Regions from separate parts of the Homo sapiens genome. Here regions 1 and 2 are each linked to region 3. A link is an interaction called in ENCODE POLR2A ChIA-PET data of the cell type or tissue named here. Cell type or tissue: GM12878. All regions are shown on one strand. Each heading gives the region's core, and the rest is flanking DNA. Links, peaks and the distances in the headings are about the cores only.

Region 1 (10,883 bases), core at 3,390-8,389, 200 kb after region 3:
ATCAGTGGGCTCACGCCAGAGGGCGGTTCTCAAACCTAAAGCACTCATCCCAAGGGACTGTCCTGAACAACGTGTGCTGGAAATGAACCACACTTTCTGAGCGGCAGAAAGTCGCCTGGGGCCATCTTTAAAGCACCCTACACCCTTTCTGTTTATTCCTCATAACCGTCCATTCTCCCAACCAAACCAAATGAAATCAAACACTTGTGGATTTAATCTGACAGGACAGGAAGTGACCCAAAGAGATGAAGCTGTCAAGTAAAGCAGCTCAGCTCCCCAAGCCGCCAAGCGCTTCAGCATGTTTCTGCAAAGCCATGAGGGCTCAGAAGAGATCAGGAGACAATGGTTCTGGCTGGTTGACCTGCTCCCTTCTGAGTGAGCGGGGGCCGGGCTGCCAGCAGCCTCAACGGCATACAAGGGGCAGAGGAAAGTGGATGGTCCCACCCACCTGCCAGAAGGGGCCATAAGGGAGGCTGAAGGGAAAGACCCTGTCAGTACCCTCAGCCCCAAACCTGGAAAAAGCCTCTCCCAAAGTCCCTGGCACATTTCCAACCTAGGAAACAAAGTCTCTTTATGGGAGGAGCTATGCAGTGAGCAGAAAAATGTATCGGAAGTTTCCAAAACGGGATCAAACATTTAAAAAAAATCACAAACACACTAACACAAAAGAGCCTGCAAGTTTAAAATAGCAGAGATTTGATACAATGGAAGTGACACCACAAGCAGCAGCCTTGGAGAGCAAGAGGGGCCTTGGAGAGCCTGCACTGAGCCAGAAGCTAAGAGCTTGCTACAAAACCCAGAGCAGGATGCCACCCTGGGGCCCCTCGAAGGAGAGAACAGAGAACTCTTCCCAGCCCACAGGCAAGCTACCGCCTCGGGCAAAGCAGCTCCCCTCCAGGACTTTGTCTGGTAAACAAGACTTTCGCTTCCTCCCCCTGGGAGGCTCAAGCCCCCACACATCCCAGGAAACTGAAGAAGTTGCCAGGAGCCCCATGGCCCCAGGGGACTCACCGAGCCCCGACTCCGCCGTGTCCTCATGCTATGCTTCCCACTGAGCCCATCATCCTCTTCCTTGACGGGTTTGAACATAAACGGTGGCGGGTCCACGGGCTTCTCAATGGGCGGGAGCTCACCGTATTTCTTGAAGTGGATGCGACAGTCGGTGCAAAGCAGGATGTTCTCCCGGCCTCCGTGGTGCCAATCTTTGGAGGCTGTGTGAGGGAAGTGGTGGGGGCCAACCTTGGAAACCATCCCTCTCCCTGGGGATGTCTGGGCAGAGGGGCCCTTCTGTGGGCTCTACCCAAACCTGATGCCACCAGCACCATGCAGCCCTGGGCCCCAACACCCCAGGGCTAGTGCTGCCCTGCTCCCCCAAGGCCAGGAGAGGGTTTCAGGGGCATCTGCTGCCCACTTCAACTTGGGGTGCCCAGGAAAAGCTGGCAGCAAGCTCCTGGGAACTACAGTGTCAACCCCCCAATCCCACTCAATCTGTCCTGCCTACCAGTCAGTATTCCATACCGACTGCCAAGCAGAGGAGTAAAGTAAACTAAACATTTCTAACTTTCTCGAATCCCGAAGCACAATGCAAATGTCAAATCAAGTACTGTCCCTGGCAGGTTTCCAGCTGGATGCATGAAATGTTCAGAACATGGAAGTGCTTGTGCCCCCGCCCCGCCCCAGGAGCGTGACGAGGCCACTTACTGGTGGTGAAGCAGTGGCGGCAGGCGTACCCCTTCAGCTCCTGCTCACTGTCCTCACTGTCGAAGTCATCTTCACTGGCTGAACTTAGGTCCACTGGGCGTGGCAGGCACATAGTGGGGGTGGGGGAGACACCATCATGCTCAGCCAAGGCTGGGCCGGTGGGGTGGGGGGGAGGGGGGAACACCTGTGACCTCTGGCCTACTGCAGGTTCTGGCCACCAGTCAGAGCGGCTGGGTGCACAGGCTGAGGTAGGACAGTGTCTGCAAAGGACCACTTCGAGCTCCTCAGTGTCAGTCACCAGGACAGAGGGCCTGTGTGTGAGGCGCCATACCCAAGGGCCTGCCCTGCCACTGATGCCCGTAACGGGTGAGTCTGAACTGGGACAAGCGCGTCCATGCTGCCTCCCTCCCTAATACGCCCAGGCAATCCTGAGAAATTCCAACTTCACCGAGCGCCCCCAACCCGTCCTGCTAGGTGATTTCTAGTCGCCTGCATGCGCAACACCGGCGCCCCTCAGGTTCAGCGTCCCGGGCCAGGACAGAGCTATAAGGCACTTTTGCTACACCCCAGTTTTTTAGGGGTGAGAAGGTGTGGGCTCCAGCATCATTAGATTGTACATCATACTGGGACCAAAAAGAGGATCTTGGTGAAGCAGGAGGAAAAAGAAGAAAGTGTTAATCTGATCTTCTTACAACCAAAAGTGCAATGAGAATTCAAGCAGGACATCAAGTACATCATCTGTCAAATGGAAAACCTTCCCAGGACAAGGCCAAAAACATCCCAGGCCAAGACGTGTATTTTTTGTAAAAACCTAAGATGATGTTGAGTTTATGAGAAATATTTAAATGTACAAATAATGTTTTAAAGTCTCCCTCCTGAATCCTTGTCCTGCTCCCCGCCCCCACCATCGGTCTATGTTTAGGTCAGGCTTCACACATGCACTGGAGCACGGGTGCACACCCCCTCATGCTTCCCGGAGCCATCAGCTCCTACGGGCCCAGAGTGGGACAGGCTGCCCGTGAACAGTCTCCCCTCCGCCCACTGTGATGCCAAGACCCCTACTCACAGAATTCACTGGACGGGGGTCTGGAGGGTGTGTTGACGGGTGTGGACGCGGTGCGAGTCTTAATCCTCCTGAACACGGCCTGCCTGCGGTGCCTACGATGGGCTCGGGAGCTGGCTGCTTCGGGGGTCTTCTTCCAATAGTAATAGAAGGTGATCAGCTCCCCCTGCAGAAGAGAAGGGCTGACTGTGGGGGAGGGCCTGGGGCTTTTCCGTGCCCCACGCACCCTCTCTGCCACAGTGGAAAGCTGGGTGTTTAACAGCTGTGCCAGAGATGAGAATAAAGACCAGTCGCTCCTGGAGTTGGGAGAGGAACTGGGCTTGCCCAAGAAACAGCCACTGAGCTGCCCGTGGACTGCATGAATGGGGCCCGCCTCCTCAGCCCAGCACAGCTTGACTTCCAGACACCAAGAACAAGTACTTGTTGGGTGTCTGCTATGTCAGACCCCACCGCTGTTGTACACATGGGAGGTACACATCATCCACAATGGACGAAAAGGAGAGAAGATTCCTGCCCACGAGGAGCTTACATTCTAGCTGTGTGTGCACGTGAGTCTGTGCATGTGTGTGAACACAACGATGCTTTCTTTACAGTAATGCCAGTGAAATCACACAGGTGTGAGAAGGAAATGCCCGGCCAGTTAGACTCCCCCAGAAACAACCAACCAACCAAAGCAAACTGCCCAGGTGGTGAGGAACCAGGGCCAAACAGAAGGTGGGGAAGAACAGAGACCGCATGCTCAGGAAACTGCTCCACAGCCTCCACCTGGCTCCATCTGAAGGCCCACATCTGACATGCCGGCACGACGTCCAGAGGCAAGGACTGGGCTTGGCAAAGAAAGACTACAAGAGGACAGACACACAGTGGTGCTGATGCAAAGGTGAAATATCACACACCACAAGGTCAGGCTTCTTTTCATGGCCCAGCAGAAACAAAAGCAAGATACCTTTTTGGAAATATAGCAAATGTAAGCTTTTTAAAGAAAGGGCACTTTGGGCACCCCCAGCCCTCAGGGCGCTGCAGGCTGCCATCTCACCCTACACACAAAAGACGATTTCTTAAACATCCCAAGATAAAGTCTCTTTACCTAGAACTGAAAAAAAAAAACAAAAAAAAAAAACAAAAAAAAAAAACCCAAAAAACAAACACAGCCAAGTGAGAGAGCACAGATCACTTGGTTTCCCTCTAATTAAATCAACACTGTAGAAAGTCTATTAGCTTGGCGACTAGATGCTGGGAGTTGTCTTGGAGGTACCTGCACCCTCACTTTGTCTCATCAAACACTGTCTTGTGAATGGAGGAGGCAAAAAGAGAGAGGGGAAAGTGAGAGAGGGGGATGGAAAGACTAGTGTTGGAAGGACTAAAATAGACAAACCAAACAAAGACATGTAGCTGCCACATGACAAACTCACCCATCAGACCAGATTTCATCCAAAACACCCCCAGAGGAAATGGCCTCAGAACACAGTGACAAGAGAGGTGGGCAGATTTTAGGTGGTGGGGTGGCTTCCGCAAGGCAGGGGATGCCGTGCCTTGAGTACTTGACTGCCCACAGCTGCATCTTATGCCTGGGCATTTTTGTAAGAAGTGGGACCACGGCTGCGGTCCCTAAAGGAGGGCTGGAATGCCTTGAAGGAGGGCTGACTGGCCTATAAAGCCCATCACATGTATCTCCTGGAGCACTGGACGTGTCTCAACCTCCCCAAGCACTTAACACTTAACAAATTACTCCTGATCACCAATACCTAGCAGATGAAGCATAACCCCAGGCCAGCAGGGCCAGGGAGCCATCTCGGGACAAGCACACTCATGTCCCTACACGTATGTGCATGTGCCCACCCCTCGGTTCCATGAGATGGTAACTGAATGATAAGGAGAAATGCAGATACTGCCATTGGAATTTCTGACTGGCTCCTCTCCCCCATGCTAGTCTAGGAATGCGAGCTACAACTGTCCCAGCGGGCATGAGCATCCTGGCCCCTAAGGTCATGATCTGTGAACCTCCTAGCTCTTTTCACTTCCTGCTTTCCAGACTTGGAAATGCATTTATCTATACTGATCCTTGGGTGTTGGCTAGACGGAAAAGATTCGTAAATCCCACTAGGGGGTTACAAGATCACTGCTGACATAAACGCTGACTTGTGTCTGGTTTTCCTCTGAGAAAATATGGAAGAGAAATCAAGGCAGGGAGCAGTCACACTCCAAATGCTCTGTCCAAGGTCATGCTTCATGAGCTCAAAAGGGCAACTGGTGCTGTGATAAGTCACAGCTCAAATTCCAGAGCTTGAAAGAAGAATGAGAAAAAACTCACAGTGGTTCCTTCTACTTCCTCAGTCCAAGTCATTTTAGGGGCTACTGAATGATAAAAGCTTGGGATGTGGCCAGGTGCGGTGGCTCACGCCTGTAATCCTAGCACTTTGGGAGGCTGAGGCAGGCGGATCACCTGAGGTCAGGAGATTGAGACCATCCTGGCTAACATGGTGAAACCCTGTCTCTACTAAAAAAAATACAAAAAATTAGCTGGGCCTGGTGGCAGATGCCTGTATTTCCAGCTACTCGGGAGTCTGAGACAGGAGAATGGCGTGAACCCGGGAAGCGGAGCTTGCAGTGAGCCGAGATCGTGCCACTGCACTCCAGCCTGGGCGACAGAGTGAGACTCTGTCTCAAAGAAAAAGAAAAAAAAAAAAAAAAGCTTGGGATGTAAGAAGAAATGCAAAGCTATACGAGACAAAAGGGACCAAAAACGGGAGAGAAAAATCGAGTGAGAAGGTGGTACCTGAGCCTCTGCCATGCCTTCAAGTCTTACCTGAAGGCTGTTAAAAAGCAGCAACCTGACTTTTCTAAATAGCATTTGTCTATAATGCAATATTGCTACACACAGTTATAATCAATTATTTCTATTTATCAAATATATATGTTTTGAAATGGCTTTAAAAGATAGTAACCTGCAGATCCCAGGTTAAGGGAAGAAGCCAGGCGCAGCAGTTTACGCCTGTAATACCAGTACTTTGGGAGGCTGAGGCAGGAGGATCACTTGAGGCCAGGAGTTCAAGACCAGCCTGGGCAACATAGTGAGATTTAGTCCCCCACCTCAAAAAAAAAAAAAATTATCTGGGCATGGTGGTGTGCACCGGCAGTCCCAGCTACTTGGGAGATCAAGGCAGGAGGATTGCTTGAGGCCAGGAGCTTAAGACAAGCCTGGGCCCTACAGGCCCAATCTCTACAAAAAAGTTTAAAAAATTAGCCCAGTGTGCTGGTGTGTGCCTGTAATAATACCAGCTATTCAGGAAGCTGAGACAAGAGGATCACTTGAGCCCAGGAGGCTGAGGCTGCAGTGAGCTACAAATGTGCCACCGCACTCCAGCCTGGGGGACAGGGCGAGAGGCCATCTCTTTAAAAAAAATAAAAGAACACTTAAAAACAAGAAGCCAGAGTTCAGTGAGGTAAGAAACTGCCCCATGCCAGACAGAAAAAAGGCTTAACTTTCAAACCTTTGCTCCTGGCTTCACTGATCTCTGCCAACAAGTGAAAAAAATCAAGACCCAAAAGAAAGAAATCTAACATTGAAATCAACATCAACTTTTTGTTGACACTTAAAGAAGAAGTAGTCCAGAACAGATTTCACCATCTGAGTGCCAAGGATGAAAATGACCAGGCAACTGGTTTCTCTTCAAATCGAATAAATCTTTCGCCTTTTACTAAAAAAAAAAAAAAAAAAAAAAAAAAAAAGAAGAAAAGAAAATGACCAGGCAGGAAGGACTGTCCTCCACAGCAGTGAAGTCACAGGTGGTAAGAACGGTAAACTTACAATTCAGGAAGGTGACAGGGTGACCAGAACTGTCATCCACTGCTGGTGGAAATACAGAATGCTCAAACCACGATATCTACCAAACAACCCAGCAATTCTTCTCTTATTTACCCAAAAGAAAAAAAAAATTCTCACACACAGACTTTCACGGATACATTCATAGAAACTATTCTATATATATATATTTTTTTGAGACGGAGTCTTGCTCTGTCTCCCAGGCTGGAGTGCAGTGGCACGATCTCGGCTCACTGCAAGCTCCGCCTCCCGGGTTCACGCCATTCTCCTGCCTCGGCCTCCCGAGTAGCTGGGACTACAGGAGCCCGCCACCAGCCCGGCTAATTTTTTTTGTATTTTTAGTAGAGACGGGGTTTCACTGTGTTTGCCAGGATGGTCTCGATCTCCTGACCTCGTTATTTGCCTGCCTCGGCCTCCCAAAGTGCTGGGATTACAGGTGTGAGCCACCGTGCCCAGCCAGAAACTATTCTTAACAGTCCAAACTGGAAACAACCTAAATGCCCACAAGCAGGAGAATGGATAAACAAATAATGGTATCCCCACATTCACTGGACTACAACTTGGCAATTAAAAGGCACAGACCACCGACACATGCAGCAACACCATGCTGCATGAAAGCAGGCAGACAGGGACGGTGGGTGCTGCGTGAGTCCTTCCCAGAGATCACAAAAACCAAACTAGCGGTTGCCGAGAGCCTGGAGGGTGGGGGACAAGAAACTAAAAGAACTCAGGTAAGCACTCCAGGGTGATGAAAATGCTCTGTAAGTTGAATGTGGTGTCACTGACACAAATGTATACAGTGGTCAAAACTCATGAAACTGTGTACTTAAAGTGGGTGCATTTTTACGGTATTCATACCATATATGGCAGGTTACGTCAATAAAGCTGAAGAAAAACAACAACAAATCCAGGCCGGGTTTTATTAGCTGCCTCTCAACCACTGTTATGCCTATCAAGGGATTCAACACTGGAATGAAGCGAGTCTAGGATCGGAAATGGCATATTGGTGACTGCATGGGTGGCAAGGTCTTGAGCACAAACAAAAGAACATGTCGGGGAAAGCTCTGGTTCTACAAATAGGGAGTGAAGCAGCTAGAGGCCTCGCCAGGAATGAAGTCAATTGAACTTTAATCAAACATGCATAGTGTGTGCTGCAGAGACCCGCTGCACATAAATTCAGGGAACAAAAGCTGTTGCAGAAATCAATAGCTTACTGAAACATTAACACAGGCAATCATTAATCAAAAGGCAGCTCCACAAAGGCAGCCTTGCAAATTAGCTCCTGATTTTGCCTGCAAGCAAACACAGAGGTATAAAATGTTGTCGACATGAATGGCCTATAATGATCATTTTGCTCCTGATGCTCTCACCTCATCTCACAACAAGGTCTCACAGTCAACATATCTTATGTCTCGGTGCTATAATTGCACACAGCATGAGGAACTCAACTGGTTTAGTGCCTGGGCAGAAATGGGAAAGGAAGAGGGCGAAGTCATCTCCAACTGACAGTGTTCCCGGCTGCAGCTCTTGCCAAGAGAAGTGCTCAAATCCATTGGGCTATATTTAGCAGATTCTCTCTCCTTTCCTTTTTCTTTTGGCGGTGGGGGGGCTAAATTTTTCCCACAGGTCATATGCAAAAAGCCTTTGGCAATGACAGGAGCTTGGCTCCTGGACTTAGGAGTCTCTTCCCAGCAGAGGTGTCTTTCCAGGCTATACACTAAGATGGAGTTAGGAAAATAAGCACCATTAGGTTCCTTTAATTTCCCACAAAAAGAAAAACAAGGGGAAGGGAGTGCCACACATGGAAGAGAGAGGGAAGAAGTAGTAAGCTGCTTGGCACCAGGCAATCTGGGTGAAGGGCCTTAGGAGAGAAGGAAAAAGCTAAGGATGCAGAGTCAGCTGACTCTGGGCCTAGCGGAGGGACAGCTCAGCGGCAGCCGCTCCTGCCATCCAGGGGCCTGCTGGGCTCAGGCCACTTTCTCCTCCTCAGCCACCACTTTATTTCTGCCCCCTCCAGGGTTAGGCTGCAAGTCTATCAAGTTCACACAGACACAACGTAAGACATCAGCACAGGTCTTTAAGAGCTCCCTCCGCCGCCTGGGCAATCTGGGCTGGAGCAACAGGGGCCGGGGCTGCCTACCTCCTAGAGGCTGCCTGTACCCATTTCAGGTATTAATACTGGTTCTGCTGTTCTGGCCAGGCCCAGTTCTGCTTTATCTTGGGTAAGTGATAGGCAACCCGACCCAGGGGCCAAGTGGGTGCCCCTGTGTATGTGCATGTGTGCACAGATGTGAGCAGGGTCTCCTCCCAGGCTTTCCAACAGGCCAACTTACCTGTGCGCATTTGGTAAACTAAACACTATCCACCAACACAACTGCTATTTAATTTCCCACAGGCAGTGGAATGCTACGGGAAGAGAACCTGTAACCTGTCCTGTGATAAGCCACATGTCTTCTCTCTCTTTAGGGGCATGGGGGAGTGAAAGAGTAGAAGAGATTGTTGAAGAAGAAGGCACTGGAAGCATTTTGACTATAAAAGGCTCACTCGTAGCAAGCATGCCTGTTTCAAACAGTATGGGGCCCAGCTTCTCTTCTGCCCGAGCCCAGCATGAACTGCTCAGACAGGATCCTCTGAGAAGCTGACATGGAGGCAGGAGAAGGTTAAATCAATGGTTTCTGCTGTCCCATATTAGAAGCATAAGGGTACACCCAAGATTGAGTCCCACTTTTTTTGGTAATTATATCATTATTACCACATCACCCAAGAAGTCTGGACACTCCCCTGAGGAAGGGGAGGGAGTGCAATAGAAGATGAGGTCTGGAGACTCCCACACACGGTATCCAGGGTGTCTGCAGCCTGCCACCTACCATCAGGTCGTGTGTGTGTGTGTGTGTGTGTGTGTGTGTGTGTGTTTTAAATTAAGCCAAAGAAGGACTCAGTCCTTTGTAAATAACCGTATGCGCACCCCCTTTCGATTCAGTTCACAGAGAACAGTGAGAATCTTCCACTGTCACAACACAGTTTTACGACCAACAGCAAAGAATGATGAGGACTGCTGGCCTTACGGCTATGTTAAGGAAGGCCCTGGAACACCAGTTTCCTGCCTCCTTGCCCATGCAGACAGAGGGGAGATACAGGCAGGCAGGCATCTAAACCAGATCCCTGCAACGTCACATATGCCCAGGCTCTGGCCTTGTGCCACTAGTGAGGGTCAGCTGCAGCTCCTTTCTTTTTCACAAACGAAGTTTCCAATGGGCACCCTTTCTGGGCCATGCATCGCCCACTAAAAAGGAGGGGGCAGTCGGAGAGAAGGGGGATGAGGAGGCAGGCCTGGAAGCTTCTCATGGATAACAGGATTATAAACACAATTTCTTTCCGAAGCTATTTCACAGGTCTTCGAAGCCCACCTACCACTGTCAGCTGAGCAGACTGTAGTTACGTGATGGGACAGGAGCCAACAGGGGCAGGGCTGCTGAGTGCACATCCTTGTACGCACCTGACCCCATCGCAGAGTCTTAGAAGTAAGCATTTAGAAGAAATCATTTTAATTCTTTAAGACACAAGATTATCTGTTCCTATGGCTAAACAAATATTTTAACATGAATACAGAAGGAGCAGCTAAATAATCTCTACACAATGCCTTAACTCTCGGTGCTAATGTGCAATTAGAGTCAGAATGTTGTTCCCCTGCTTAAACTTTTGTTTGAAAAAATGCCCCACAGTGAGCATCTGGCTCCTTCTTTGGTGGTCCACGTAAAGGGGATGAAGAAATCCACCCCTTCCTTACTGAAGTGGAGAGATCTAAAACTTTTTTTTAAGGTATGTTTTTTCAGGGAGAAATCCCAGCAAGCAACAAATAATAAAAAACAAGGCCTCAAATTATGTAGGGCAGAGAGGGAGAAAGAAGCATGGTGTAGAGCTGCTTCCTAAACCCGGGCCCAGAGAGTGACCCAGGCCATGAGGAAAGAGCTGTGGCCCTGAGAGCCGGTCCCAGGAAGTCTGCATGCGACGCTGTCCCCTGAAGAGCTGCCCTAACTGGAGTGCTCCAACGCTGCTGCCGAGTGCAGTCAGGAACATTTCCTGGCATGGAATCCTATGCGAGTCATTCTTTCCTTTCCCTCCCCAACGATTCAAGGGCTGGATCTGACAACTGTTCAGAACATCTGAGGTGAGAAGCCGGGCACTGGGCAGAACCAGCAGCGATATTCAGGAGCAGCCACCTTCTACAGATCTTTTTCCAGGAGGCAACCGGTTGTCTTCCAGTAACAACTCTGGTAATTAAAGCACTGTTCTCCT
Region 2 (10,883 bases), core at 3,829-8,828, 55 kb before region 3:
TACCCAAACAGCAGTATAGCTTAAAATAAGGAATTTAATGACTGGTGCAAGATATAATAATACTTTAGCCATATTGTGTATAACATATGTAACCATAATGTATATAACATACACATGAGAATTAAAACATGCTGTAATTAGAAAGATCATTACATTGTTTGTAATTAAATATTTAAGTACATGCCCTGTGTCAAGCGCAGTACAAGCTGTTGGGCAAAAAGGACTAAGCAATAATAAAAAAGACATAATGACGAGTGCCAATGAGGAAGTGGAGAAACTGAAAGCCTTGTACACTGCTGGTGGGATTTTAAGATGGCGCAGCTGCTTTGCAAAGCAGTTTGGCAAGTTCCTCAAACAGCTAAACATGGTGTCACCATATGACCCAGCAATTCCACAACTAATTATGTACCCAAGAGATACGAAAATATATGTCCGTGAAAAACTTGTACACAAATGCTCATAGCGGCATTATTCCTAATAGTAAAAAAGCAGAAACGACCCAAATGTCCATCAGCAGATAAATGGATAAGTAAAATGTCACGTACATCCACACAGGAGTGTTATTTGGCAATAAAAAGCAATAACCACATGCTATGCTGTGGTCTGAATGTCTGTGCCTCTCCCATCCCCCAAAATTCCTATGTTGAAACCTGATCTCCAATGCAAAAGTATTAAGAAGTGGGACATTTAAAGCTGGGCATGGTGGTGTGTGCCTGTAATCCCAGCTACTCGGGAGGCTGAGGCAGGAGAATCGCTTGAACCTGGAAGGCAGAGGTTGCAGTGAGCCGAGATCGCACCACTGCACTCCAGCCTGGGCAACAGAGATACTCCGACTCAAAAAACAAAACAAAACAAAACAAAATTGTACCTAAAATTCCCCATACTTTTAGAAATTTAAAAGTTTCTAAATAATGTAATATAAAATAAAATATCATTATAGAAACAAGGAAGTATTTGAGAGTGAATGAGAAAAATAATTACACATTAGAACTGGAAGAATCTTGCTAAAGCAATAATTAGAGTAAAAATTTTAGCCGTAAATGTTTCTTTATATTAGAAAGGAACTGCTGCTGTTAATTAGTGAGCCAAGCATTCAGTGTAACAAATTGGATTAAGGACTTCGGAATGAATGTGAAGAAAGTAAAAACAAGGGAATACTCAAAATAAAAACAGAAATCAGTGAAATCGATAACAAAGAAATAGAAAGGATTCATAAGGAAAAATGGGTTCTTCGAAAAGACCAAAAAAAGAAACACTCACTTCAGCAAAACTGATCAAGGCCAGAAGAGAGAAGGACCAAGTCAAGCCTGAAATAGGACCCATAAATACAGGCCCAGCAGAGCTCCAAATGATAAGAGGACCCTGTAAACATCTTTAAGACTATCCACTGATAAGTTACCAGAGCAAGATACCTTATCAACAGTGACTCAGGAAGAAATAGTAAACCTGCCTGGTTCTAAACCCATTAAAGAAATTGAAACAGGCCATGTGCCTTGCCTCATGCCTGTAATCCCTGCACTTTGGGAGGCCAAGGAGGATCACTTGAGTCCAGGAGTTCAAGACCAACCTGGACAATATGGCGAAAGCCCATCTCTACGAAAAATACGAAAATTAGCCAGGGGCGGTAGCACGTGCCTATAATCCCAGCTATTCAGGAGGTTGAGGTGGGAGGATCACCTGAGTCTGGGAGGTCGAGGCTGCAGTGAGCTGTGATTGTGCCACTGCAATCCAACCTGGGCAACTGAGCAAGACCCTGTTTCTAAAAAAAATAACAAAGAAATTGAAACAGACAATAAAATCTCTCCTCAAGGAACTATCGAGCCCAGGTATTTCTACAGGTAAGTTTACCAACTGTTCAAAGAAGTAATAATCTCAGTATCGCACACTCTTCCAAGTCACAGGAATGAAGAAAAGACTCCCTAATGAATTGAGACCCAAATCAATTTGTATAAGCACAAAACTAAAAAAGCAGGCAAGAATGGTACAAGAAAGGAGAATTCCTGATCAATTTCACTCACGAACATAGCTGTAAAAATCCTAAGCAACATATTTGCCAGCAGAATCAAGGAAGGTGCAGGCCCACCCTGTTTTATTGTGGTTCACTCTCTTGCACTTCACTGATGCTATACTTTCTACAAATTAAAGTTTTGTGGCAACCCTGCGTTGAGCATGTCTCTTGGTACCATTTTCCAACGGGGTGTGCTCACTTCATGTCTCTGTGTCACACTTTGCTAATTCTCACACTACTTCAAACTTTTTAATATGTATTGTATCTGTTATGGTGATCTGTGATCAATGGTCCTTGATGTTGCTGTTGTGATTGTTTTGGGGCATCATGAACTGTGCCCACATAAGACCGCAAACTTGATCGGTAAATGTTCTGACTGCTCCACTGATCGGCCATCCCTCCCGTCTCTTTCCCTCTCCTTGGGCCCCCTATTCCCTGAGACACAAGAATATTGAAATTATGCCAATTAATAACCCTACAATGAATTCTAAGTGTTCAAGTGATAGGAAGAGTTGCATATCTCTATGTTGGTGCAAAGGTAGTTGCCGGTTTTGCTATTACTTTCAATGGCAAAACCCGCAATTACCTTTGCACCAAACCAACCTAATATTTTAGATCAAGTGCTGAAAGTGATTATGCTTAGTGAGGAATGCATATTGAAAGCTGAGACAGGTCAAAAGCTGAGTCTCTTCTGCCAAACAGTTAGCCAAACTGTGAGTGCAAAGGAAAGTCTCCTGAAGGAAATTCCAAGTGCCGCTCCAGTGAACACATGAATGATAAGAAAGCAAAACAGCCTTATTGCTGATATGGAGAAAGTTCTAGTGGTCTGGATAGAAGATCAAACCAGGCACAACACTCCCTTAAACCGATGCCTAATCCAGAGCAGGGCCCTAACTCTTTTTTTTTTCTTTTGAGAGAGAGGCTTGCTCTGTCGCCCAAGCTGGAGTGCAGTGGTGTGATCTCGGCTCACTGCAACCTCTGCCTTCCGGGTTCACACGATTCTCCTCTCTCAGCCTCCCGAGTAGCTGGGATTACAGGGGCGCCCCACCACACCCAGCTAATTTTTGTATTTTTAGTAGAGATGGGGTTTCACCATGTTGGCCAGGCTGGTCTCGAATCCCTGACCTCAGGTGATCCACCCACCTCGGCTTCCCAAAGGGCTGGGATTACAGGCGTGAGCCACCATGCCCGGCCTAACTCTTTTCAATCCTGTGAAGTCTGAGAGAGATGAGAAAGCTGCAGAGGAAACATTCGAAGCCAGCAGAGGCTGGTTCATGAGGTCTAAGGAATGAAGCCATCTCCATAGCATAAAAGCCAAAGGTGAGGCAGCAAGTGCTGATGGGGAAGCTGCCGCAGGTTATCCAGAAGATCCAGCTAAGATCCTTGATAAAGGTGGCTCCACTGAACAACAGATTTTCAGTGTAGATGAAACAGCCTTCTATCGGAAGACGATGTCATCCAGGATTTTCATAGACAGAGAGGAGAAGTCGATACCTGGCTTCAAAGCTTCAAAGGACAGGCCAACTCTTGTTAGGAGCGAATACAGCTGTTGACTTTAGATTGAAGTCTGTGCTCCTTGGCCATTCCAAAAATCCCATGGCCCTTAAGCCTTAAGCTAAATCTACTCTGCCTGTGCTTTATAAATGAAACAACAAAGCTTGGATGACAACACATCTGTTTACAGCATGGCTTACCAAATATTTTAAGCTCACTGTTGAGACCTACTATTCAGGAGAAAAAGATTCCTTTCACAATATTACTGCTCATTGACAATGTACCTGGTTACTCAAGAGCTCTGCTGGAGATGTACAAGGAAATGAATGCTGTTTTCATGCTTGCTAACACAACATTCATTCTGCAGCCCATGGATACAGTAATTTTGACTTTCAAATCTTATTACGTAAGAAATTCGTTTTGTAAGGCTATGGCTGCACATAGATAGTGATTCCTCTGATGGATCTGGGCAAAGTAAATTGAAAACCTTCTGGAAAATATTTACCATTCTAGATGCCATTAAAAATGTTTGTGATTCATGGGAGGAGGTCAAAATATCCACATTAACAGGAGTTTGAAAGAAGTGGATTCCAACCCTTGGAATGACTTTGAGGCATTCAAGGCTTCAGTGGAGGAAGTAACTGCAGATGTGGTGGAAATAGCAAGAGAACTCGAATTAGAAGCGGAGCCTGAAGATGTGGCTGAACTGCTACAATCTCATGATCAAACTTGAATGATGAAGAGTTGCTTCTTGTGGATGAGCAAAGAAAGTGGTTTCTTGAGATGGAATTTACTTCTGGTGAAGATACTGTGAATACTGTTGAAATGACAACAGAGGATTTAGAATATTATTTAAACTTAGCTGATAAAACAGCAGCAGGTTTGAAAGGATTGACTCCAATTTTGAAAGAAGTTCTGTGGGTAAAATGCTATCATATAGCATCACACACTACGAAGAAATCTTTCGTGAAAGGAAGAGTCCTAATCAATGCAAAAAACTTCATTGTCATTTTGAGAAATTGCCACAGCCATGCCAACCTTCAGCAACCACCATGGTGATCAGCCAGCAGCCATCAACATAGAGGCAAGACCCTCTGCCAACAAAAAGATTGTGACTCACTGAAGGCTCAGATGACTGTTAGTGTTTTTTAGCAATAAATTATTATTATTATTATTTGAGATGGAGTCTCACTCTATCGCCCAGGCTGGAGTGCAGTGGCATGATCTTGGCTCACTGCACCTTCTGCCTCCCGGATTCAAGCAATCCTCCTGCTTCAACCTCCCAAGTAGCTGGGACTACAGGCTTGAGTACCACACTCGGCTAATTTTTGTATTTTTAGTAGAGATGGAATTTCACCATGTTGGCCAGGCTGGTCTTGAACTCCTGACCTCAGGTGATCCACCCGCCTCGGCATCCCAAAGTGCTGGGATTACAGGTGTGAGCCACCATGCCTGGCCTTATTTTTAATTAAGGTATGTACATTTTTTAGACATAATGCTATTGCACACTTATAGACTACAGTATAGTTTAAATAAAACTTTTATATACACTGAGAAACCAAAAAACTAGTGTGACTCACTTTAATATTTGCTTTATTGAGGTGGTCTGGAATGCAACCCAAAATATCTCCATAGTATGCCTATATGAGAAAGATAAAGTTTATTCCAGGAAAATCGATTGTAATCTGTACCAGTAGTCGATTAAAGGAGAAAAACCATGTGATTGTCTTAATCAATGTAGAAAAGCAAATTATAAAATTTAACATTCATCCATAATTTAAAAAACTTAATCGACTATAAGTAGAAGAGAATATCCTTCACGTAATGAAGACCATTTTTAAAAACAAACAAAACTACAGCAAACCTCAAACTTTATGGTAAAACGTTAAAAACATTCTCTCTCGGCCAGGCACAGTGGCTCACGCCTGTAATGCCAGCACTCTGTGAGGCCGAGGTGGGCAGATCACGAGGTCAGGAGATCAAGACCCAACCTGGCTAACATGGTGAAACCCCGTCTCTACTAAAAATACAAAAAATTAGCCAGGCGTGGTGGCGGGTTCCTGTAGTCCCAGCTACTCGGGAGGCTGAGGCAGGAGAATGGCGTCAACCCGGGAGGCGGAGCTTGCAGTGAGATCGTGCCACTGCACTCCAACCTGGGTGACAGAGTGAGACTCTGTCTGAAAAAACAAAAACAAAACAAAAAAAACAAACATTCTCTTGAAAATGAGGAAAAACTCCAAGACATCAAGTCTTGTCAGTTTGAGTTCACATAGTAATGGAGATGCTTGTCAGATCAGCAAGACAAGGAAGAAAATTACAGAATTGGAAAGAAATAAAACAGAAATCATTCAGAGATGTATTTGATTGACTTCTTAGAAAATCCTAAGGAATATACAGACGGATTAATAAAGTGTTTTAGCTAAGTTACTGCATACAAAATCAAAATGCAAAGATCAATTACATTTCTATAATATCATCACACTAACAACACTGAAAAATAGATAATAAAAATGATGCCAGCAGACGTGATGGCATCATTACAAGCTCACTCCTGTAATCCCAGCACTTTGGGAGGCCGAGGTGGGAGGATTGCTTGAGCCCAGGAGTTCAAGACCAGCCTGGGCAACATAGTGAGATCCCATCTCTACAAATAATAATACTAAAAATTAGCCAGGCTTGATGGCACATGCCTGTGCTCCCAGCTACTTGGGAGGCTGTGGTCGGAGGATCGCTTGAGCCCAGGTGGTAGAGGCTGCAGTGAGTTGTGATCACACCACTGCACTCCAGGCTGGGCGACAGAGCGAGACCCTGTCTCCAAAACAACAACAACAAACGATGCCATTTGCAATAGTACTTAGGAATAAACACATCAGAAACGAGCGAGACCTTCATGGAAAACATTATGCAATACGCTTGCCAGACATAAAGACCTAAATACATGGAGAATTAGATCATGTTTTTGAAGACATAACCTCCAAAATACATCAATTCTCCTCCCGCTAAGCTACAGATTCAATGTCATTCCAATCAAAATCCCAAGAATTGTTTCTGTTTTGTTTTGAATTTAGCAAACCGAATTTTTAATGTGCCGGTTATAATATAGTTATATACAAGAGGATTCCATTATGTAAAAGGAAAATATACACACTCACCGTATGCATAATTAATTGCTCTAGAAAAAGATCTGCGTGGAGGGAGTATTCGTTTCCTGTTGCTCTGTAACAAAACAGCACTGACTGAGCTGTGAAAACAACACCCATTCATGAGCTCACAGTTGTGTGGGTCAGAGGCCTGTCCTGGTGTGGCTGGATTTTCTTCTCAGGATATCATAAGCCTCAGGACATCAAGGTATTGACCAGGTTGAGTTCTTGTCTCAAGGCTGTAGAGGAAAATGCACTTTTTTTGTTTTTTTTTAATCTTCAATTTATTTTAAGTTCAGGGGTACATGTGCAGGATGTGCAGGTTTGTTCCATAGGGCAATGTGTGCCATGGTGGTTTTGCACAGATCATCCCATCACCTAGTTATTAAGCCCAGGATCCATTAGCTATTCTTCCTGACGCTCCCCCTCCCCCTATCCCCGCAGGGCCCCGTGTGTGTTGTTCCCCTCCATGTGCCCATGTATTCTCAGCATTCAGCTCCCACTTATAAGTGAGAACATGTGGTGTTTTGTTTTCTGTTCCTGCGTTCGTTTGCTGAGGAAAATCCACTTCTGGGCTCATTCTTGTTGGCAAAATTCAGTCCTTTGTATTACAAGACTGAGGTCCCCTTTCCTTGCTGCCTGTCAGCTGGGGACTGTTCTCAGCACCCAGAAGCCGCCCACATCCCTACCACGCGGCCCGTTCAGGCCAGCAGGGGTGCACAGAATCCTCCCGTGCCGCCCCGACTGCCTGTTCTGTGACCATCTGGAGAAAACTGTCTGCCTTGAAAGGGCTCATGTCACTAGGTCAGGCCCACTGAGTATTTTCTCTATTTTCATGTCAACTGATTTGGGACCTTAATTACATTGCAGCTCCTTTTCACAGCAGTACCTAGATTCACGTTTGGTTGGATAACTGGAAGACGGTATGTGTATATCAGGGGCCTGGAAATTTGGTGGGGCGGGTTACATCTTAGATTTCTGCCAAGCACACTGAGATTACAGTTGTGTGTGTGTGTATTTTAAGATGACTCTACACTGACTTTTGGGGGGAAATATTTAAAAAATAATTTAAAAATTGAATAAGTTACCAAATAAAAAGCGCATGTAGCCGGGCACGGTGGCTCACGCCTGTGATCCTAGCACTTTGGGAGGCCGAGATGGGTGGATCACCTGAGGTCAGGGGTTTGAGACCAGCCTGGCCAATATGGCAAAACGCTGTCTCTTCTAAAAATACAGGCATTGGCCAGGCATGGTGGCACATGCCTGTGATCCCAGCTACTCAGGAGGCTGAGGCAGGAGAATCGCTTGAACCTAGGAGTTGGAGGTTGCAGTGAGCCCAGATGAGATCATGCTACTGCACTCCAGCCTGGGCAACACAGCGAGACTCTTGTCTCCAAAAAAAAAAAAAAAAAAGAGCACATATAGACCACAGAGTATTTTTAGGGCAGTGAAGACACTCTGTATGATACTATAATCAGTGGATTTATGTCAATATGCATTTGTCCAAATTCATAGAACATATAACACCAAGAATGAAACTAATGTGAACTGTGGACTTTACTTAATAGTGCTGATTGGCTCAGCAATTGTAACGAACATGCCACACTCATGCAAAGTGTTAATAACAGGGGAACTGAGTTGGGGCATATGGGAATTCTGTACTTTTGGCTCTGCTTTTCCTGTACACCTAAAACTATTAAAAAAATAATAAAGTCTACTAGTTAATTAAAAAATCAAGGCTGGGTGCAGTGGCTCACACCTGTAGTCCCAGCACCTTGGGAGACCAAGGCAGGTAGATTGTGTGAGCCCAGGGCAGCACAGCAAGACCCCATCTCTATAAAAAATTTAAACATTAGCTGGGCATGGTGGTGAGCCCTTGTAATTTCAGCTACTCAAGAGGCGAAGGCGCAAAGATAGCTTGAGCCTAGGAGTTTGAGGCTGCAATGAGCTATGCACACGCCGCTGCACTCCAGCCTGGGCAACAGAGTGAGACCCTGCCTCAAAAAAAAAAAAAAATTCAAACAGCACAGAACTAGTATATGATGTGAACATCTTAGGCCATTATTGGGCACCGAAGAGGCTTTGGGTTGCATTTCTTCACTCATCAGCATGGGTAAATCATTGCAGAGCTTGAGTGTGGACACCACCAGGGGAAACAAGGTTGGGAGTAGCAAGGAATATGGGAAACAGAGACAGTGAATGGGACCTGATAGTGAATAGAGCCGGCTCAGCCGGCCTCCCGGCCTGACAGTGAATAGGCTGGCTCAGTTGGCCTCTGGGCCTGACACAGTCTATGTGTCTTAATTTTTTTCAGTAGCCCCAGTGTTCAGAGCTTGCTGGCTGTGATGTCACACTTTCCTTGATGATGGGATTGCAGTCATCCTCGCGCCTACCTGCCTGGCTGCAGGAAGCTCTATTCACTTCTAGGCTGTTCTCCCCAGGGCCACTTCCTTGTCTGCAAATCCATGTGAGCCAGCCCTTGTGCTCTGATTCCAGACTTCACCTCCTGGATTCCTGCAGGCTACCTCTGCTGCTTCCCAGACCTTTCCCTCCCATCCCTCTCGGGGTGAGCTCTGACCAGGCAGTAACTTTCAGCAGGACACCGCTGCACGCTTTGGAATCACAGAAGGCAATGACACCACAGAATGTAACACTGGATGCCAGACGCGCCTGCCTGTGAGTCCCAAGGCCTGAGTCTCTTTGGAGAGTCGGTTCCCCACTGGTGCCTCTGTGCATGCCATGGCCGGCCACATGTGGGACGATACAGATGACACGTGTGTCACACCAAGGCAGGATCAGAAGAATGTTTGAGATTTCAGAAAAAAAATTCAAGAAGTCATTATGGGAAGACCAGAACTTTGAGGGGTCAGAGTTGTTGGCGCTTAACCTCTTAAATTTTAGTTTACGATATTAAAAACTTAGAGGGCGGGTGAAGTGGCTCATGCCTATAATCCCACACTTTGGGAGGCTGAGGCAGGCGGATCACTTGAGGCCAGGATTTCAAGACCAGCCTGGCCAACATGGCGAAACCCCGTCTCTACTAAAAATACAAAAAATTCGCCAGGCGTGGTGGCGCACATCTGTAGTCTCAGGAGGTGAGGCACGAGAATCACCTGTGGGAGGCAGAGGTTGCAGTGAGCCAAGATCGCGCCACTGCACTCCAGCCTGGGTGCCAGAGTCAAGATTCTGTCTCAAAAAACAAAAACTTAGAGATTCCTTGTTTCTCTTTTAAAAAGTCAGATGGTGTCGTGACAGTGTGCATTGGCACCAGGTGTCTGGCGCTGGGCAGGGCTGTCTTTTCGGGCAGATGTGCTCTTTTGAGCTCACCAAGGCCCCTCCACGCCCCACAACCTGGATGATGACACCATCTCATTTTTTAGGCTTCATATTAAGGGCATTGGGTGTTCCCAATTAGCAGGTTGCGCTGGTGGCCAAAAGTATTTCTCAATCACGTAGAGTTTTTCTGGGACCTTCCTTGTTCATGGCTGAGTAAAAACAGGCCCTACCATCTAATCATTTAGACTCTCCTTTTGTGCCCTTTCTGCCCCAGGGTCTTGGAATGTGAAATTCCTTGAACAGCCATAAAAACCATAAAGTTGAAACTTTTCAATATCAATAGAACAATCAGAAAGGTGCCTTTTCTGGGTCTGTTTTAGAGTTGACTCAAAAACACAAATTCTAATCCCGCAGAGAACTGCTTGTGTTGAAATATTTACAGAAGGTCAGGGGTTTCTCCTCCCGCCTGGAGCAGAGAAGTGAAGCTGTGGGCCGTGGTTGAGCGAGGCTGGCCTCTCAAGCCTTGTTTATTCTGGAAATAACTTTGGAAAATGCCTCATATGGTTCCCCAGAGGCCTGGAGGTGGGCCTGTACAGTTCACGACAAACGAAAACAAACCATTCCTCTGCAATGTTTAGCAGAATTTATTAAAAAGATCTTTTTTAGAACTTCTAGACAGAGCTGATGGACTAGAAATGAACTTGCAAGTGTGAGGAAGTCACTCCACGGAGTGACACACACGCAAAATAAATAAATAAATAAATAAATAAATAAATATATAGTTCACCCAACTTTGTAACTGATTTAGATGGTGGAAATTTTGTAAAGTCCACCGCAGCACAGCAGTTTGAAAGAGACACTTGTTTGTTTTCATCAATCCCCAGAATGAAATCATTCCCCGAGGACCGGGTTAGCTGCTTCCTTCCCGGCATGGCCCTGCCTCTTTAAACTCATTCCCGGGGGGG
Region 3 (10,883 bases), core at 3,841-8,840:
CAGCCTACCCCTCCTGCCTTTGATTCCTTCTCCTTGTATGAAAAATGGGATTGCTTCTATTTGATCATCCTTATCAGTGTTTCTGCCTCAGCTTACAAACAGCTGGTGACATCCTCTATCCTAACAAGGATGGTGCCCATCCTCCATCCCACCACCCTGCTCTCGCTAATGTCACCTGCTCTGGCTCACGTCACCTGCCGGCTTCTCCTTCCTCCTGCTGCTCCGTGGCTTGAAAGCAGCATCTGCCATTGCTGGGCTCTGCCTCTGCCTCCCTTTCACTTCTCAGGCCCCGTGGTGGTGGGGGGGGTGCTCAGGTTTGGGGGTGGCCTCTCGTCTCTAAAGCCCATGGCTCCTTCTTGGACCCCTCCTGCTTGACGTCCCTGTGATATCTGATGTCCCCCTCCTCGAGCCCTGTCTCCCCTGGGTTCTTTCCTGGCTCTGTGACCATTGCCACTTTCTCCTGCCTCCATTTCTTCTTTTCCCTTTCCTTGCCTCTTAAAGTGGATGTCCCCAAGGTGTCCCCTTTAGCCCTCTACAGTTCTGCTGTTTTCTGCTTTTCCTGGGCAGTCTGAATGGTTCTACGTGACCAACACACTGATTGCTTTCAGATCTGTGTCTCTAGACCCGGTCTCTCTCCTCTCCTGGACTCTTCTTCCTACGTAGCTCTCCGCTGACTGGTGATGCCAAGCTCCACCTGCACATCCCTCGGGAGCCTCAGAGTCACTCTGTAGTGAGACGTGCTGTCATTATCCTCCTCATCCTAGGCAGAAGCCTCTGCCCCTTGGGCTCCTGGGCTCAGTCATCAGTGTGCACTGGTTGCTCATCTAGAGACCATCTGGGCCTTCTCTACTTCCCTTACGCTCTAATGGGTCACCTAGTTTACTGATTCTTCCACCTGAACAGCACCAGGACCTTCCCCTGTCCCTCCCTCCACTGGTGCCCAAGTCCAAGCTTTCCTGTCCCTCCTGTGATATTACGACAGCCACCTGGCTGTTTTTCCTGCCTCCAGCCTTCCATAAAAGCATTTGTGATGACGTTTCTTCCATGCAGAGACCTTTTTAAAATAATCATAAAATAGGGAGCACTCTTTATTATCAATTCTTTTTAACATAAACAGTAACATTTTATTGGAAATGTATCCTTTTTTTTTCTTCCTGCTTAGACCTTTGATGTCCCCTCCCCATTGCCTGGAGGACCAAGTCCAAGCCCTTTAGCATGACCTCCAAGACCGAGGAATCCCTGTGGTACCTTCCCTCTTGGGGCTCCTTTCATTAACCCAGGGCTTGCAACTATGGGTCTCGGCCTGCTTAAGAAAAAAAAAAAAACCCAAAGAGTTAAAAAATTGAGATATAATTCATATGTCATAGAATTCTCACTTTTTTTTTTGAGACAGGGTCTTGCTTGCTGCCCAGGCTGGAGTGCAGTGGTGCAATCATAGCTCACTAAGCTTCAACCTCAAGAGATCCTCCCACCTCAGCCTCCCAGGTAGCTGGGACTACAGGCAAATGCCATGACACCTAGCTAATTTTTTTTTTTTGGTGTTTTTTGTAGAGACGGGATTTTGCCATATTGCCCAGGCTGGTCTCAAACTCCTGGGTCAAGTGATTCTCCTGCCTTGGCTTCCCAAAGTGCTGAGATTATAAGCGTGAGCCACCATGCCCGGTCCACACTTTTACTCTATTTTGTTTGCTTTTGAAGTGTGTAATTTAGTGGCTTTTAGTGTATTCATGGAGCTGTGCAACCATCATCACTATCTAATTGCAGAACATTTCATCACCCCAGAAGGAAATGCTGTACCCACCAGCAGCCACCCTCCATATATATCCCAGCTACTTGGGAGGCTGAGGCAGGAGAATCACTTGAACCCGGGAGGTGGAAGTTGCAGTAAGTTAGAGGCACACAACTTATATCACAAGACTGTGGGAAGCTGCAGAGTCATTATTCGAGCAGCATTTATTATCATTATTTATTATTATCTTTATTGCTTATTATCATTATTATCATTATTCGAGCACGTACTTGTGCCCAACACTGTGCCAGGCACCGGAGGCACAATTGTGAGTGAGAAAGAAGTCACTCCGTGGAACTTAACAGGCTGCTGCAGCCTTAGCCGGCCCTCTGATTTTTTTCCCATTTGAAAATGTTTACTTTTGTCATTGTAAGAAACAGCATATTTACATTGTAGGGAATTTAAAATATAATAGACACAAAGTTGCATTAACATTTCGGATTATTGATATATATACCTAATTGCTTTCCACTCAGCGGATGCTAATCTATCTTCTTACCGACATATTACCTCTGCACAAACTCTGCATTTTCTTTGGTTTTTCAAGAAAAAGTTGGAATAATCTTTCAATTCATGGCCCATATATATTATAGAGAACATGGAAATTGGTAATTAGAGAAGATGATCACAAGCAATTTCTCCTTTTACGATTGGTGATAACTTTAAGTTAATTGACTTCTAAACATCTTTGAGATATCATTCACGCACCAGAAACTTCACCATTTAAAGCACAAAACTCGGTGGCCTTCAGCATGTTCACAGAGTTGCGCAACTGTCATAACAAAAAGTTTAGATTTTTATTATCCCCAAGAGAAACCCCGGTATCCTTTAACAGTGACTCTCTATAACCTCACCCCCCACCCACCACACTAGCTTTATGCAACCGCTAACCTATTTTCTGCCTCTGTAGATCTGCATACTCTGGACATGTGGTATAAATGGAATTATATAATATGTAGTCTTTTTTTTTTTTTTTTTTGAGACAGAGTCTCGCTCTGTCACCCAGGCTGGAGTGCATGGCGCGATCTTGGCTCACCGCAAGTTCTGCCTTCTGGGTTTATGCCATTCTCCTGCCTCAGCCTCCCGAGTAGCTGGGACTACTGGCACCCGCCACCACGCCCGGCTAATTTTTTTGTATTTTTTTTAGTAGAGACGGGGTTTCACTGTGTTAGCCAGGAAGGTCTCAATCTCCTGACCTCGTGATCCGCCTGCGTCAGCCTCCCAAAGTGCTGGGATTACAGGGGTGAGCCACCACGCCCGGCAATATGTACTGTTTTGTGACTGACTAATTTCACTCAGCGTAATGTTTCAATGTTCATCCATGTGATAGCATGTGTCAGCATTGCGTTTTCTTGTTGAGTGATATTCCATTGTACAGATATGCTACACTTTGTCTATGTATTCATCAGTTCATAGACATTTGGATTGTTTCTACTTTTTGTCAGCCATTCCTTTGAATCCAGCGTCCATTCAACCACCCGGCTGGCCAAGCAGGCCCCGTCTTCCTCCAGCCTGGAGAGCTCCCTCCCTGGTGATGACGTTTGGGTGCTGTCGTTCCTAAACTGACAGCACCGCGTGTGATGGCATGGACCCTGTCGTAGTCATCAGAATTCTTTAACAAATTGTCATGGCCCTTTTTTTTTTCTTTTTTTTGGCAGTGTCTTGCTCTGCCACCCAGGCTCAAGTACAATGGTACAATCGTGGCTCAGGGCAGCCTCAAACCCCTGGGCTCAAGTGATTCTCGTACTTCAGCCTACTGAATAGAAAGGTAAGACTACAGCCATGTGCCACCCCATGCAGCTCAATTTTTTTTTTTTTTTTTGAGATGGAGTCTTGCTGTGTCACCCAGGCTGGAGTGCAGTGGCTCGATCTCGGCTCACTGCAACCTCCACCTCCCGGGTTCTAGCGATTCTCCTGCCTCAGCCTCCCGAGTAGCTGGGACTACAGGCATGTGCCACCACCCCTGGCTAATTTTTTTTATTTTTAGTAGAGACGGGGTTTCACCATGTTAGCCAGGATGGTCTCGATCTCCTGACCATGTGATCTGCCTGCCTCGGCCTCCCAGCTAATTTTTTTATTTTGTAGAGACGAGGTCTCGCTTTGTTGCCCAGGCTGGTCTTGAACTCCTCCCCTCGAGTGATCCTCCTGCCTCGGCCTCTCAAAGCCTGCTGGGGATTACAGGCATGAGCCACTGTGCCCAGCTGGGGCTCTTCTCTTTCTAAGTTTTCATAGAATCGTACTCCCCCATCCCCTTTATGGTTGGGGTGGCCATTTGACTTACTTTGACCAATGCAATCTGAGTGCAAGTGACGTCTGTCACTTGGGTGGAAGCTTGCTATGATTTGGCTCTGTATCCCCACCCAAATCTCATCTCGAATCGTAATCCCCAGGTGTCAGGGGAGGGACCTGGTGGGAGGTGATTGGATCGTGGGGGCTGTGTCCCCCATGCTGTTCTCATGGTAGTGAGGGAGTTCTCACGAGATCTGATGGTTTTATGATGGCAGTTCCCCTCCCCCGCCCCCCACGCTTTTCTCCCTCCTGCCACCTTGTGGAGAAGTTGCCTGCTTCCCCTTCAGCTTCCACCATGATTGTAAGTTTCCTGAGGCCTCCCCAGCCATGTGGAACTGTGAGTCAATTAAACCTCTGTCCTCTATAAATTACCCAGTCTCGGGCATTTTGTTAATAGCAGCATGAGAACAGACGAATACAAAGCTCTAAGAGCCAGCGTGCGTTTTGTCCTGTTTCTTCCCCATGCTGCAGTGGCTGTAGGAGTGTATGACAGATAGAGCCTCCCTCTGCCTGGATGACTCTGCCCATGAGAACCTTCTGGATCATACTGGACAGACCGTGTAGAGCTTGAAGGTTGTGTGGGCCCATGCCTGATCTAGCTTGTCTAACCGACAGTTCTATGGGAGTTCACTCAGCACAGGATCTGGAGTGGCTGCTGCAGGGGGTGGGGCTGACCCAGGACCTGAGGATGAGGGGACGGGGTAGGCACAGGGTGGAGGAAGGGTGGGGGCCAGAAACAATTAGAGTCAGGTACCTGCCACCCCCTGGAAGACTTCAACTGAGATGGTTACTTGCAAAGACCACGATCCCACTCAGCTTTTCTTCCAGGGGTAAAACTGCTTCAAGAGTAACCATTACTCAATCTCCCTCTCCAGGGAGATATTCCATTATTGAGCATTTTATTATAGTTCTTGGGTGAATCTGGATTTCTCGCTCTGTGTCTTATGTTTCTTTGAAGTGAATCCAGCAGTAACATATCCCTGCTCTTTTTGGATCACACGATGATCCAATTCTGGTGCCCAAGTGAGAGAAAAGGAAAAAGACAGCTGGTGTGTTTTTGGCAGGACTCCAGTGTAGCAATGGCCAAGGCTTCTCAGAGGGAATTATGTTCTTGTCCAAAGAGCCACCTTTGAGAAGGGGGTGACGGTGTCACCCTGTCTATCTTATGCACGTCCAAGTGCTCACCCATGAAGCTGGACTAGAGATTGAAAAGCACTCCACGCCTGGGCGTTGTGGCTTATGACTGTAATCCCAACACTCTGGGAGACTGAGGAGGGTGGATTACTTGAGTCCAGGAGTTTGAGACAAGCCTGGGAAAATGGTGAAACCCCATCTCTATTTAAATCATTATTTATATATATAAAATAAAAAAGCACCCCACATCCCTTTATTGCTGGAGATCACACTGTTTTTGGTAACTTTCATTGTCTCACTCTTTAGAAGTAATGACATGAATCATTTTAGTGCCAGTGCGAGTTAATTTACCAGCGTGGTTTCAGCATTAAGGCATGGACTGAATTTCAGGAAAATGCTTGTGATTAGCATCGCTTATTGCTATTTTACTTGAAGCTAAAAGATAAATCAGAGAAACAATATCCCAGTAAGGGCCCCCAGCAGGCGGTCCATCCTGACGATGACAGAGGGGGAGGAGGAACAATGGCTACACTTTACTCTGAAGTGGCTACATCACCTTTTTCTGGGCCAAGAAGCCCAGGTGCAGATGTTTTCTCTGCAGGGAGTGTGCTGAGCTGGGTTTTGTGGGCTGCAAACTCCTATCAGAAGTTGATAAAGTTCTGGGCCATTGGTTCTTAGCTGATTGGAGAAGCATTTCATAAGCTTAGAGTGTGAAACACCTAGAGATGAGTCATCCATATGGGCCAGTTCCCCTAAAAAAAAAAAAAAAGTCTCTACTGTTGTAAGCACACACACACACACACACACACACACACACACACACACCTTAAACTTTATCAGGGTCTCAAGTAAGTGATGAAATCGGATGTGAGTGGTGGCTCACGCCTGTAATCTCAGCACTTTGGGAGGCCGAGGTGGGTGGATTGCCTGAGGCCAGGCGTTTGAGACCAGCCTGGCCAACATGGTGAAAGCTCGTCTCTACTAAAAATACAAAAATTAGCTGGGCGTGGTGGCAGACACCTGTAGTCCCAGATACTCAGGAGGCTGAGGCGGGAGAATCACTTGAACCTGGGAGGTGGAGGCTGCAGTGAACCCCGATGGTACCACTGCACTCCAGCCTGGGTGACACAGCGAGACTCTGTCTAAAAAAAAAAAAAGACAGAATCAGATAATGTGTGGACAAGCCCTTCCCAAATTACAACCAGAAAGTGAAATCTGACAGAAGGGAAGAACAGGACAGCCCTGGGAGCTTCTAGTCATTGGAAGAGACCGGGGCTGCATGCAGATGGGGACCCTGTTGACAGCAGCCCCTGCCTGCCATGCTGAGACCCTGCGTGTGTGAGCATCCCCAGCTTGGTGGCTGAGCCATCTCCTTGTACCCCAACCACAACCTCCTCTGTGGCTCCAGTCACATCCTGTCCCTTCAGAAGGCCACTCACAGGACATGCCCTTCCTGTGGTGACTGGTCACCTTATTCATGAAGGAATGACTGAGGACATGACTGAGGTGTAGCAGAGTCAAGCTACACCGTGAGTGTCTGTGGGCACTGCAATACCTTGGAGCTGCTGGACTCCTGAACATTGTCTAAATCATCTTTCGCAGCCATCCATCTTCTGCCACATGGATTCCAGTTTCCATTGTGAGAAAGGGGTTCAACGAGCCATGGCATTTTCCACCAGAGGGTCAGCATCTGGGCCTCTGTTATTTTTCCTTTTGAGGCCCAGTTTTCTTGAAAACGAATAAAACTTACAGCTCTTAAAAATACCTAGGATGGGCTGGGCGCAGTGGCTCATGCCTGTAATCCCAGCATTTTGGGAGGCCGAGGCAGGCAGATCACGAGGTCAGGAGCTCAAGACCAGCCTGACCAACGTGGAGAAACCCTGTCTCTACTAAAAATACAAAAATTATACCGGGCACAGTGGCTCACGCCTGTAATCCCAGCACTTTGGGAGGCCAAGGCGGGCGGATCAAGAGCTCAGGAGTTTGAGACCAGCCTGACCAACATGGTGAAACCCCGTCTCTACTAAAAATTAGCTGGATATGGTGGTGCACGCCTGTAATCCCAGCTACTTGGGAGGCTGAGGCAGGAGAATTGCTTCAATCTGGGAGGCGGAGGTTGCAGTGAGCCGAGATGGCCCCACTGTACTCCACCCTGGGCAACAGAGTGAGACTCCATCTCAAACAAAAACAAAAACAAAAATGAGCCGGGTGTGGTGGCACATGCCTGTAATCCCAGCTATTTGGGAGGCTGAGTGGGGAGAATCACTTGAACCTGGGAGGCAGAGGTTGCAGTGAGCCAAGATCACACCACTGCACTCCAGCCCGGCCAATAAGAGTAAAACTCCGTCTCAAAAAAATAAAAAACAAGAAAAACCTAGGATGGGCCGGGCATGGTGGCTCATGCCTGTAATCCCAGCACTTTGGGAGGCCGAGGCAGGGGGATCACTTGAGGTCAAGAGTTTGACACCAGCCTGGCCAACATGGTAAAACCCCACCTCTACTAAAAATACAAAAATTAGCTGGACATGGTAGCAGGTGTCTGTAATACTAGCTACTCAGGAGGCTAGGGCAGGAGCATCACTTGAACCTGGGAGGTGAAGTTTGCAGCTAGCCAAGATCGCGCCACTGCACTCCAGCCTGGGCCGCAACAACAGCAACAACAAAATACCTAGGATGCAGCACTCTTCATGGATTTAATCTAATTATCATGTGAGATGAGTCAATGATCATGAATTGTAGGGGTAAAGAAAATGAGTCACAATGAGACCATTGGTGATGGGTCAGAAGGGGCTCCCTGGTTTCACCCTCCACTGCCCTGGGGGGTCCACGCTTCCCCTTGAGCTGTGGCTGGGTGATGCTGCCCTCAAAGGCCAGCTGTCATGGGCTTTCCCCACCCCGACCCTGAAATTTCCCCCATTTGTCTGAGCTATGGCCACCTTACTGGCTCAGAAGTCAGGCTACAATACTGCAATGGAACCGGGTGATGAAGTGTCATAAATAGTTAATACAAATTCTGCCAACAAGTTTGGGGTTAATAGCCGATCTTAAAATGGGTAAGGGAAAGAAAGGGAGAGGGAGGGAAAAAGGAGAGGGAAGAGAGAGAGAGACAAAGAAAAAGAGAGAGATTTTCTGGCATTCATCCTAAGCATTTCAGCCGTAAACTGGTTTAGGCCAGTGAGACAGGATGTTCTGCAGAGCAAAGATCACGTGACCACACAGTGCGAACAAACAGATGGTGTATCATTAACAAACTGCAACGCTGCATTTCCTAGTCTCTCCAGGGTGTCAGTGACCCAGGCAATTTAATTAAAAACATTAAAAAAAAAAAAAAAAGTGACAAGGGCCAAAGTTTCATCCTGTTTAAATTCAACTTCATCAAAAAAGTGGAGGGGCTATCCCTTCCATGAAACGTCCACATATGAGCCCCTCAGGGAAGTGGCACCAACGTGTAGGTCAGTGGCACAGTCAGGCCTCTGGTCAGTGGCCATTGATCCAGAAATGCGGCCAGGGCATGGCCAGGGCAGGGGCAGCTCCAGGACAGAGACCAGCTCGCCTCCCATTAGCCTCCTGGGGAGACAGGACAGGTAAACAGCAGGGAGCTCAGGGGGTTTTATGGACCAGGCCGTGTACACAGTTTGTCCCGAGTACAAACAAGCAGGTGGCCAGTCTCACCTTTGTTCTAAGAAGCGGGATCCAGGCAGGCCAGGAGGCCCAGAGGGTAGCTGTCAGGAGACACTGGGGCCCAACCAGGGCTTCCCACTGCAGGAGCGGGTCAGGAGCTTGGACACTCTCGGACACTCAGCACTGTCCTCGCTTGAACCTCCCCGGTAATGGCAGCATAAAGTGATGGTCAAGGGGCATCCGGTTGGGACTCAAGAAGCTTAATCCCAAATCCCTGCCCCACAGTCTACCAGTGACAGACACTGTGCTGAAGTCAGCCTCCACATGCTCACCTGTAGAATTGTGACAACATGGCAAGGGCAGGTGAAGGCCCCAGGATAGTGCCTGGCCATTGAGAGTGCTCTGTCGTGCAGGTGGGCATGGGCATGGGGCTGTCCAGAATTGAGCTGTTTTTTTGAGTTGGAGTCTTGCTCTGTAGCCCAGGCTGGAGTGCAATGGTTCACTGCAACCTCTGCCTCCCAGGTTCACGTGATTCTCCTGCCTCAGCCTCCCGAGTAGCTGGGATTACAGGTGACCAACACCACGCCCAGCTAATTTTTGTATTTTTAGTAGAGACAGGGTTTCACCATGTTGGCCAGGCTGGTCTCAAACTCTTTTTTTTTTTTTGAGACAGAGTCTTGCTCTGTTGCCCAGGCTGGAGTGCAGTGGTGTGATCTTGGCTCACTGCAAGCTCCGCCTCCCAGGTTCACGCCATTCTCCTGCCTCAGCCTCCCGAGTAGCTGGGACTACAGGCAACTGCCACCATGCCCTGCTAATTTTTTTTGTATATTTAGTAGAGACGGAGTTTCACTGTGTTAGCCAGGATGGTCTCGATCTCCTGACCTCATGATCCATCCACCACGGCCTCCCAAAGTGCTGGGATTACAGGTGTGAACCACCACACCCGGCCCAGGCTGGTCTCAAACTCTTGACCTCGGGTGATCCACCCGCCTCGGCTTCCCAAAGTGCTGGGATTACCGGTGTGAGCCACTGCGGCCGATATCTACGTTTTTAAAGACTCCTGTAATGGTGGCAAACTTGAGGCTCCTGGACATGGAAGGTGAAGAGGGCAAGAAAGCTGCAGGAGAAACCCTAGAGAGGTGGGACAGCTGGGGATCAATGGCTTAGGAATCTGTAAAGAAGGATATTTAGGTTTTTAGAATTTACATAAGGCCAGGCACGGTGGCACACACCTGTAATCCCAGCACTTTGGGAGGCTGAGGCAGGGGGATCGCTTGAGCCCAGGAGTTTGAGACCAGCCTGGACCACATAGGGAGACCCAGTCTCTGTAAAAAATAATTTTAAAATTTTAAAAGAAATTCATATAATCTTGGGCTTCCCAGCAGGTAAACAAAAGAATCCTAATTAATCTCAAGTGCAGATCATAAGAATTTGGAGAAACTGTTTGCACTCCAACATCTATGGAGATCAGTAGCTTTCTAGATTACAAAAATTCTAAATAAAATGTAACTTGGATAAAACTTGATTTTTGCACAGTGATACACCTAAAAGAAGCACAACTCTGACTCAAAGGCTTTGATGACAAATATAGGCAGATCACATGGCGTATCACATGCGATGAGCCATTCTCAAACATCTTTATCCCTCTCTCCTCTCAACATTTGTTCATCATTTGCTGATATTTATTGAGCACCCAATACATGCTCTGCTCTGGATGCCGGAGCAGCAAACAAGACCCTTTCAGTTCCTGCTCCACTACATTCTAGAGATGAAAGGCAGACTGGCAAATAGCTAGATCTTGCAGGGTACAGTTACTTTAGACGAAAGGCAGAGGTATCTCTCCGTCGCTCAAAGTATGATCCGAATGACAGAAGAATCCAGCCACATAAAGATGTAAGATAGAGCCTTCTAGGCAGGGGCAACAGCTTGTGCAAAGGGCCTGAGGCGGAAATGAAATGAGCCTGGCATGTTTCTGGAGGGAAAGTCAATGTCTCTGGAGTAGGGGTAGCAAGAGGCGGGTGTCGGGAGGTCTGCAGGAGCCAGATAACAA

The links. ChIA-PET counts read pairs that join two places held together with the same protein. Peaks named below come from ENCODE experiments on the same cell type or tissue, not always from the same donor. Only the 100,000 strongest peaks of a DNase experiment are listed, where the experiment ranks them.
Region 1: POLR2A ChIA-PET joins it to region 3 with 5 read pairs; 2 of 35 experiments call an interaction of 5 or more read pairs at or near these places.
Region 2: POLR2A ChIA-PET joins it to region 3 with 8 read pairs; 14 of 35 experiments call an interaction of 5 or more read pairs at or near these places.

The regions. Positions count from the first base shown.
Region 1 is chr1:8,363,045-8,373,927 of GRCh38, forward strand. It overlaps RERE (arginine-glutamic acid dipeptide repeats), which reads right to left. Exons shown (of 23, transcript NM_001042681.2): 13 at 2,768-2,930; 14 at 1,702-1,794; 15 at 1,012-1,211. Among named protein-coding and RNA genes, the nearest start is that of SLC45A1, 50 kb to the left of the region's middle. RefSeq lists enhancers at 1,617-2,587, 4,413-4,913, 6,517-7,505, 10,627-10,883 and silencers at 4,296-4,465, 10,465-10,759. In GM12878, for the core only: no CTCF peak of the experiment used is centred there; no DNase peak of the experiment used is centred there.
Region 2 is chr1:8,106,687-8,117,569 of GRCh38, forward strand. All of the region lies in intron 2 of ERRFI1-DT (ERRFI1 divergent transcript), which reads left to right. Among named protein-coding and RNA genes, the nearest start is that of ERRFI1-DT, 86 kb to the left of the region's middle. RefSeq lists an enhancer at 8,908-9,408. In GM12878, for the core only: no CTCF peak of the experiment used is centred there; no DNase peak of the experiment used is centred there.
Region 3 is chr1:8,161,514-8,172,396 of GRCh38, forward strand. No RefSeq gene overlaps it. Among named protein-coding and RNA genes, the nearest start is that of LINC01714, 42 kb to the right of the region's middle. RefSeq lists enhancers at 4,196-4,490, 5,436-6,109. In GM12878, for the core only: no CTCF peak of the experiment used is centred there; DNase peaks (open chromatin) are centred at 5,878, 8,108 and 8,408; H3K27ac peaks cover 2,982 bases.